Linked DNA regions of Mus musculus: region 2 is linked to region 1. Evidence: chromatin contacts called from ENCODE Hi-C or POLR2A ChIA-PET data. All regions are on one chromosome and are shown on one strand. The core of a region is the stretch at or near the end of the contact, and the rest is flanking DNA. Distances in the headings are between cores, read along the strand shown. Region 1 overlaps Borcs5 (BLOC-1 related complex subunit 5). Region 2 holds the start of 1700055D16Rik (RIKEN cDNA 1700055D16 gene).

Region 1 (4,523 bases), core at 585-3,084:
ACACAGTAGGCACTCAGAGAAACAGTCTATGACATAAATAAAACTTTCACTTGAAGAAAGGCTGCTAGGATGACTACTGGCCAAAGTCTTAAAATCCAGTGCTAGGCATGCAACTGAAGGTCTATCTGTAGAACCGAATGATCTCTGGGGAAGCAGTCTAAGAACTATTCTTAGGCTCAATTAGGCCTTAGTGCAAAGCCAAGGTTATAAGTTGTAGCTGATAACAAAGATTAAGGAGACTTGCTCATATTTCATAAATGTTTCCTTTATTTGTGCATCTTATTTAATAACATTTCATCTGGCAAGTTTGAAGCTAATGTTTGGCTAGTGTTTGTGCATAGCTTTTCCAATAACACATTGCTTTACTTTCAGAAAGTCCAGATCAGTGGAAAACTATGACTCTCTGAGTCAGACTTGGGGAAACCTGGGGGTAAATGGTTGCTGAGACCTAGAAGCCACAACAGATGCAAAAGGCACAGTGTACATCTAGGAAGACACATGGCACATGGCTTATGAGCTGGCACCTGCAAAGGGGCATGAGATACTGTATTCTGATATGCATCAATAAATACTGTCAACATACATGTGAACATCCAACATGCATGTGAACATCTGTAAATAGAATCATTATCTCAGAGTGCTTCTCTCTTAGACGCTCCAAACTGTGGCCTTCTGAACTAAAGAGTTCCAGAAGCACACTGTTCTACGCTTCACAGCACAGGAGATCTCTAGATTTTGTTCCCACCTCTCACTGTCTCTGTCTCTCATCTTTGCATACCAATCTCAGGCACTTTCTCATGCCTGCCTCTTCCCCAGGCCTCCATCTCTTGTTTCCTCCAACCCCTTGTCTCCACCGTGAGCTGCTTACCTCCTGCCTCTCAGGATGTAGAGGAAGCACCACAAGACTAGACAGCTGGTACCGTTTGGGAACCAATGGCCCACTTAAGAAGCCTTGTGCCTCTTCCTCTATTTCCTGACAATGTCTCCCTCCAACCCCCACCCCCTGCATCTATTTTTCCAAAGTATTTTATCCAGTTTTCAGAAATAAAATCCATTCCAAATGAAAGCTATGCTACACTGCAAGTACACAGTTCACTAAGATGTCCCATGATCTTTAAATAAATGATTAAAAACAAACAAACAAACAAAACTGGACTGTTTGGTGAGATAGGCTGTTTCAGCCTCTCCTAGCCCTAGAGAAAATTCTAAAAAATTATGGCCTCTCTTAACTGTCACAAAACTGAGGTCACTACTGGAATTTAGTGAGTAGAAAAGTTCAACACTCCAAACAGCACAGTGCACACACAACGAAGAGTAGTACACCCAAGACACCAGTGGTGTCTGCAACCCCTCCTCCTCTAAGCCTGGACCTTAGAGAGCTTCACTTAGATATTCACTTAGCTAGCTTCAGGTGATTCCAACCTGAATTTGGCCAATCTTGACACTGCCGAGTTTTTAGAAATATGGACAATTAGTTACCTAAACCTGGCCACCCAGGTTCCAACAAATTCCAATTTCCAACAAATTTGCCTAGGATTGGGGGGAGCAGGGGCAGGGGCAGGGGCAGGGGCAGGGGCAGGGGCAGGGGCAGGGGCAGAGGCAGAGGCAGTGGCCTTTTCTCCAAGGTTGACTGCTAAAACGACTATTCTGAGTTCCACGGCCCCGTGTCTTATGCACTTCTTCACTCATCATGATTGTAGGACTATTTTGAGACAAAGAAGCAACAGGGGCCATTCCTCCTTGACACTAAATCAACATAATTCCACAGCCCTCTTCAGGGATCAGCACACAGTGGCCCTCTGAGCCTGGAGAGGAGCCAGGAAACATCCCTGCTCCCAGCTCCTGTAAGGCGGACTCCTCCTGATAAGAAAAGCACAGCTTTTATACATAGCAATGCTACTCACAACAAGTGAGCCATTCTTACATTCCTTCTCCAGTTCATTTCCCCTACAATTCTTTTCCCCTTGTCTTCACTCTCTCCTCCCCATCCTGCTGTACTCTTTGTATGACAAAAAAGAAAAAAAGGAAAAAAAAAAGTTGCTTCTGGCCAACTGTGACATCAACTCATTCTTATTCAGTGATGTCCAGCAGGAACTTCGCTCTCCCAAAACGTTTGCTCAGTTCTGAAGCAACAAAGATGACTAACTTCCTTCTGTTTGCCTTCCCTATGTTCTTGATCTATTTGCAGATCTTCTGAAACATTTCTCTGACACAAGGCCCTATACGTGTGCACAAAGAACTTTCCAGGCAGTCTCAGCAAGCTAAAACATTGCCCCTAAGTTACTAGAAAGGGTAACATAACAAGATGACTTGATCATTTTTTTTAAAGATTTATTTTTTATTATATGTAATTACACTGTAGTTGTCTTCAGACACACCGGAAGAGGGCGTCAGATCTCATTACAGATGGTTGTAAGCCACCATGTGGTTGCTGGGATTTGAACTCAGGACCTCGGGAATAGCAGTCAGTGCTCTTAATCACTGAGCCACCTCGCCAGCCCGACTTGATCATGTTTACACCCCACAAAAGATATTTCTGTTTCATCATTGTAAGAAAGAGCTAATAGATGATCCAAAAAGATAAAAGAAAAATAAAAAAGTAAGCCCCAGACTATTCTAGATCATTTGTTACTTATGGGAGGGAAAAAAGAAAAGGTAAGAATAGCAACCATGTATTATAACTACTTTCTGCTATATACTTCAGCAAGGCACCGTTTAAATGCTTTTGAAGGCCAACATTTTACTCTACACATTAAGTAATATAAAGTTTAAAGAGCTGACTAGGGACTGTGGTTCTGGTGTCTAAGTGGCCAGCCGTGATGGGAGCAGCAGACTGTGTCAGGCTCAGCTCCTCCTTTGCTAGGTCTCCGAGGCCCCACGCCCTGACTTGACCGCAGGGCTGGGAAGGCACCATTCACAGTCTAAGCATCATCTACGCTTTGCCTGACACTGTCGTATTCTGGGATGCGCACAAGGAACCCAACCATGGAACTGTGACAGGGCACGGCACTAACATTTCCTTCTGGGGCTCTCAGGGGCATGTTGTAGGAATGAATTCACTCAGATCCAAATCCTACCTAGCAGTGATTGGAGAGGTGCCATTCTGAGCTCAGTAATCTTCAAGCAGATAGCTAGCTCACTGTTTGTGAGTTCCAACATTTCTCATAAATATAAATTGAAGTAAACTAAAGAAGGAACAAGAATTTAAAAAAAAATCTATCTTCCTCTGTAACTGTGACGATTTAACAAAATTCCAGGATGTGGTGCAGCTTAGAGATACAGCACTTGACTAGCATGCAAGAGATCCTGGGTTCCATCCCTGACAATGAAACACACACACATACACACACACACACACACGTTTGTAGAGAAAAAGAAAATCATAGGTTGCTGCAATGCTGCGGCTGCTGAGTTTGTTTAAAGTTAACCTGAAAAAGACAAAGGAAGCAGCTCTGAAGGTTATAATTACAGAAAATTACTCAGGTGACTTCATCCCACCCACAGGCTCCTCCGAGGAGTACTTTATAAGCTAGTGTTCTGGAAGGGTACAGCTGCTAAGCATGGGTTTCATATGCTCCATTTAAAACATTATTTTATCAACACAATTGTTAATGGCTTCTAAATGAGAGTAGAAATTTCCAACAAGAGTGCCATAAATTCCTATTAGTATTCACTCTGGGTCTAGAGAACAGAACCCCAGATGGATCGCTCCTTGGCACAAACAGTAAAATAATAGTATAACGATTTCATAACCCCTACTCCTTTCCAAGAGCACTGCATACATCATTACTTGTGTGCTAAGTACACCAGCACAGAGTGTGTGCCATGACTGGAAGACTACCACCAGTGCAAAATTGACTCAGAAAACCATTAAATCTGAAAGATATCTGCTGCCCTCCCTTTCCAAAAATACTCCCACGTCATTGAAAGTTCACTCATGACCAGAGAAACACTCCCAGGGGCTAGGCCATGCCATTCAGCCTCCATCACTGATATGACTCCTAGCTGTGGTTCAGAGGAGCCAGTTTAAGAAATTAATCTGCTTTCAGTTCGGCCATTATCCTGCCTCCCCAGTCAGGCATACTGCCCTCTGCTTTCAGTTCTCACCCTCCTCTCTTCTTTGAGACAACTCAGATTTGCTCTTCTACCGGCCCTAACTCAGCCATGACTTTGATCAGTGTATCATTAGAAAACTACAGTGACTACCTAACTGGGTTGTCCATCTCAGACCACTGCCCCAGTAATTACCCAAAAATACAGACTTTTTTAAAGACTTATTTTTATCTATGTGTACATCTGTGTGAGACTACATGCAAATGCTAGTGAAGGGTAGAAATACATTGGATCCCTTGAAGTTGGAGTTACAGGCAGTTATAAGCTGCCTGATGTGGGTACTAGGGTCAGATCTCTGGTCCTCATGATAAAACAGTAAGTCCTCTTAACCTCCGGGATATCTCTCCAGCACCCCCTCTCTGCCTGCCCCCCCAATCCCACAGCTTTCAAAGTGCCAATGTCATGTTTCC
Region 2 (4,740 bases), core at 106-2,605, 120 kb before region 1:
AAAGACTTGGAGTTAAAGTAGGCTCAAGTAGGTCTTGCATCTCTTGAAAGCAAGTGAACTCTGGTTTGACTTAAAGATGATGCTGTACTACCGATGTCGAGAATACTTACTTAATGTGTAAGGGCGTTTTGATTTCATGTTTGTGTGTGCGCCCCATGTGTGCTCGGTGCCCATGGAGGTCAGCGGAGGGCATCAGATCCCCTGGAACTGGAGTTACAGATGGTTCTGGGCTGCCATGTGGGTGCTGGGAATCGAGCCGTCAGTGCTCCTAACAACCCTAAAATACCTTTAACGTCTTATTACATTTTATTTGTGTGTGTGTATTACATTTTATTTATTTATTTGTGTGTGTGTGTGTGTGTAGCGGGGTGGGGAACAGCATGTGGACTGAGGACAACTTTCAAAGGCGGTTCTCTCCACCGCATGGACCCTTTACTTGTTGAGCCATCTCGAGGGCACGCAGAAAAGATTCTTTTAGAAAAAATAATTCTTGGCTGCGTTTGCCCGCACTCGTGTAGTAGGGTCTTTCAAGGACGAAGACATAGGTGAAGATATGTTTGATATCACCGGTGCAGTTTTCCTTCAAGTACCTGTAACTTCCCTCTCAAGAGAAAAGCCCCGGATTTGGGATTCCGGGACCTTCTTACAAAATGATTGACTGCAGCACTCTCAGATCGCCTTGCTTTCCTTCCCCTAGAGTGGGGGCATTGGAGCAGCCGCCTCCGTCGGAGGAGAGACCCCAGCGCGGGCAGGAGGCGGGCGGGCCACAGACCCAGGCTCCCGGGCCGCGAACCCGGAGCGCCGAGGCGCCGCTCGGTCGGCCCGGTACGCGACCCGAGCCCGCCTCCCGGAGGCTCCGGAGGCTCCGGCTCGCGGGGACGAGCGCCGAGGGGCGGGCGATGCGCGGCCTGGGCCGGAGACCCCGCCCCCCCACCCCGCCCCCCGCCCCGCCCTCGCCCGTCTCCTCCTTTCCCCCCCGGGCTCCGCTGAGTTCATTCACTGGGATTGGTTTCAAGTGACGCCATCTCTTTATTTTTAAACCGATGACCTCATCCGCGCTTGAAGTTTCCTGACCAGCGACTCTTTCTCTCTCCCCAACCCCCACACTACCCCCCCTGGTCCCCTCCTGCGGGCATCACCGTTTGGGGGGGCTCTCATCCCGTTTCCAACCATTTACCCTCCCCCTCTCGCTTTTCCCGCGCGGACCCCCAACTTTACCTCAACTTCTTCATCCCTGTCGACATTTTTTTTTCCCTCTTTCGGGGGGCGGTGGAAGAGAAAGTGAAGAAAAGTTGCAAACGCCCGGGCTCTCGCTAAGCTCTCCGCCCACCCTTCAGAGGAGAAGCCCCGGCGGCGAGGAGGACGCGCGAGCGACGGCTGGGCGACGCGGTGACAACGCTCGCTCCCCTCCGCGAGCCTGGAGCCGGCGGCCCCTCAAGTAAGTGTTCGCGGCGGGCCGCGGGCCGGCTGGGAGGCGCGTCCGCTCCTCGTGCCGGCCGCCGCGCGCTCTCCCCGGCCGGGGGCCGGCGGGCCACGGCGGCCCGGAGCGGCGACGGCGGCGGCGGGGGGTGTGTAGGCCGCGCTGGGGGTCGGCCCGAGCCGCGGGGGCGCCCCGGCCTCGCCGCGCCGAGCGGGCGAGCGGGCGAGCGGGCGAACGAGCCCCGGGCCGCGGGTCGCCGGCACCTGGGCGGGCGAAGCTGCTCACTTCCAGACTGTTACACAACACGCCTGCCAAGTGGGGCCCTGACTGTTTCCATAATCCCAAATTCACCTTGTGTGTGTGCAGGCAGCCAGCGAGGCCACCTGGGGAGCGACCGTGTCGCTTCCTTAAACAAGGAAAAAAAAAAAAAAACCCACCCCCAAAACTCAACTTTCATTCCGGGGCTCCCGTCACGGTGTTGGAGGAAAACGGTCCGCCGGTGACTCCTTTATTTACAGTAGCTGTAAAATGTGAGACATGAAAACGGGGAAACAACGGACGGTGTGTGTGTGTGTGTGTGTGTGTGTACGGTGTAGTTTCACGTGGAAAAAAAAAAACCCTAAGGAGGACATACATGCAAACTCTTTAAGAGCGACGGGTTGTTTCCTACAGAAAGCTGATAATACACTTGGGGAAAGTACAAGGAGATCTTAAAATGAATGGCTTGTGCAAAATTGGAAAGAACTTTTCTTAAACGCCTGTTGCAAAGATCCTTGGTGTTTTGAAGTCCTGTGTGTCTCAGATTGTTTGGAGAACGCACACCTCTAATCAGCCCATGATTAGAGAGGAAAAACCTGTTGCATAATCTCATTTGCTGTGGGGTTGGCTGTGCCGTCCCCTGAACCAAGGGGAAGTGAGTTAGGATGAGGGTTTTTAAACCTCTGAGGTTTTTATTTACACAGTGCGCTGGGTGCCACTTTGCTTTTAAAGATTGTAAGTAAATACTCTGCTCTTACAAGCGAATCAAACCTATCGAACCTGCTGGGAAAATGACCAGGTATGTGTTCTCTCCTGCTCACGTTATCTCTCTCTCTCTGAAATAGATTCTCAGGGGGAATAAGCCTCTTTGGCCACTCTGTGGAGCTTGATAGTACATACAGTTAACAACTACTTCCTCAAAAAGCCTACACTTTTTCATCTCCCTTAAAGAAAAGACCTTTAAAGGTAAATTTCAGAAGAAGGGGAAAAAAGCTTAACAATTGAGACAATTCAAATATTAGCGAGCACACTGTGGGAGGCTGTAATTCAGATTTATAGAATTCTCTATTGGGTGAAGACCAGTCGCTTGGAGAAGTAAATTGAAAACTGAAGTGTCTGTGGCTTTGTGTATTCTAGTCAAAATGTGACCAGGCACTGCAAAAGGGTTTTGTCTTTATGTAAAAAATAAAACTGTGGAACTTATTGTGTTTAAAGACATTGTGGAATGTTGATATTTTCATAACATTTACCATCTTATGGACAAATTCAGAACTTCAGCTTGAATTATTAGTTTTAAGGTGTAAGATTTTGTGTTTATCAGAGTTCCAAATGGGGAGAAAATTCGAAGTAAGTTTATTTTGCATTTTAGTAAGTGGTGAATAAGCTGATGTTTAGAAAGTATAAACTGTTGATAATGATAGTTACAATTTTTTGTTTTATTTTACTCTCTGGTATCTTAGCAACTCAAGTGAAATACTTATCCTAGAATTGTGCTGATTTTCCTTCAGTGTTTCAGATGGTGAGTTTCAGTAGACAGGGCCAGGAACAGAAGTACACAGTTACCACTCCCTCCCCACCCCTCACTCTGTTCAGTTTGGAAGTTCTTGTCTCATAGTTCAGCTTGGTGAATGTAGTTGAGTACCTATAAATTTAAAATGTTAATACGAAATTGGGGGTTCCTGGTCTATTTGAACAGAGGTTTAATTATAGGAATTGAGAAAGGGGTCAAAGAGGAAGATCCTGGTAACTCAGTTCCCCTCTCTCCTGCTTTCTTACACATTGAAGATTTATTTGTAGAGTGGAAAAGAGGAGGCAGAGGTCAGCTGGTTTAAGAGTCTGGCTGGGGTTAGGTGAGGACCTAGGTGTAAACTATGTTCCCTCCCACATAGAGAAAGAGTAGGTCTGAGAAGTTTGAAGGAAGCTTGGCTCGAGTTAGAGAAGAACAGGAACAATGTTGGAGTGTTAAAATAGCTTTTTTTTTTTTCTTCTCTAACTGCCTGAATTAGGAAATTGAATTTCATAGAATTTTCATTATCTGGACTTAATATATTAAACAAACAAGTTTATATACATGTTCATTGTTAAGCCTTTTCTATTTTCACCCAACCATAAAGTCCTGTAAAATATAACTTGATATCATTTACCAGTGTAATTTATCCTAGAGTCTTATGTGTTCCTGGTATTTCTAACAAAGACATTTTTCTGTTGTATCTTATTGGACTAATAACTTCATTGGGCACTAATGTTTTTTAAGTGCATTGAGTTCTCAAACAGAAGATACAATAACTTGAAGAAGTAGATTAATATAGGGAAATCTCATGGCTTAAAACTCCCCAAGAAGATAACCAGGCATAACAGAAAACAAGTTTTTCAACATATTTCAACAGATTATACATGTTAAAAAGACTTGATAGGAAACAAAATATACTTGATGCTTGATTATCTTTAAAGTAGTAATTATCAGATTTTAAAATTGAGACTGATGTTCACCATCATAAAGAAAAAACAATCTTACTAATGTTGGTTTAAGCAAAATCATAAAATGAATCTTACCTAAAGCTACATATATTTCAAAGCCAGATGTCATTTTCCCAATTTACTTGTATTGTGGATAATCTCTCATTTTCATACACTTCTTTTATTTAGATAGATAAAGGGTTGGCTTTGTGAGGGAAGGGTCCTGAAGGCTGGCTGGAGGTAAAGAATCAGGGTTAAGCTTTAAGAAGAGGCCACTCTTTTACACTGACTAAGCTAGGAGGCGAGGAATTTAATCAGATACATGACCGGAGAAAAACAAGAGTGCTTCAAAAGAAGAATCTACGGCAAGATGACGCGCGTGTGTGTGTGTGTGTGTGTGTGTGTGTGTGTGTGTGTACACATGCCAGTATGTGTATGCCAGGGGTATGACCAGTATAGGAGGAAATAGGATACACCTTGGGATAAAAGGAAAGAGGTATAAGTGGAAAAATACCCCTTGATACTTCAACAAGAAGAGAATAATTAATTGTCATCGTCTTCCTGATTGATATTGGTTAATGATGTAGGTCTCTTGTCATCAGAAA

Evidence for each region. A loop is a pair of places that touch in the nucleus more often than their neighbours do. ChIA-PET counts read pairs that join two places held with the same protein, here RNA polymerase II (POLR2A).
Region 2: POLR2A ChIA-PET joins it to region 1 with 46 read pairs in Patski. The contact joins the promoter of 1700055D16Rik here to the enhancer-like site in region 1. A Hi-C loop is called at or near these places in 3 of 37 maps with a recorded cell type or tissue (gastrocnemius and v-Abl transformed pro-B cells). POLR2A ChIA-PET finds 5 or more read pairs at or near these places in 1 of 5 experiments (Patski).

The regions. Positions count from the first base shown.
Region 1 is chr6:134,668,627-134,673,149 of GRCm38, reverse strand. The region is part of intron 2 of Borcs5 (BLOC-1 related complex subunit 5); the gene reads right to left. Among named protein-coding and RNA genes, the nearest start is that of Borcs5, 30 kb to the right of the region's middle. Within about 2 kb of position 1,834, at least 1 of the 3 ENCODE cell types and tissues checked has a DNase peak (open chromatin) inside an H3K27ac peak, as active enhancers do.
Region 2 is chr6:134,788,975-134,793,714 of GRCm38, reverse strand. It overlaps 1700055D16Rik (RIKEN cDNA 1700055D16 gene), which reads right to left and starts at 1,355. Exons shown (of 2, transcript NR_151454.1): 1 at 1,219-1,355. It overlaps Dusp16 (dual specificity phosphatase 16), which reads left to right and starts at 1,087. Exons shown (of 7, transcript NM_130447.3): 1 at 1,087-1,438.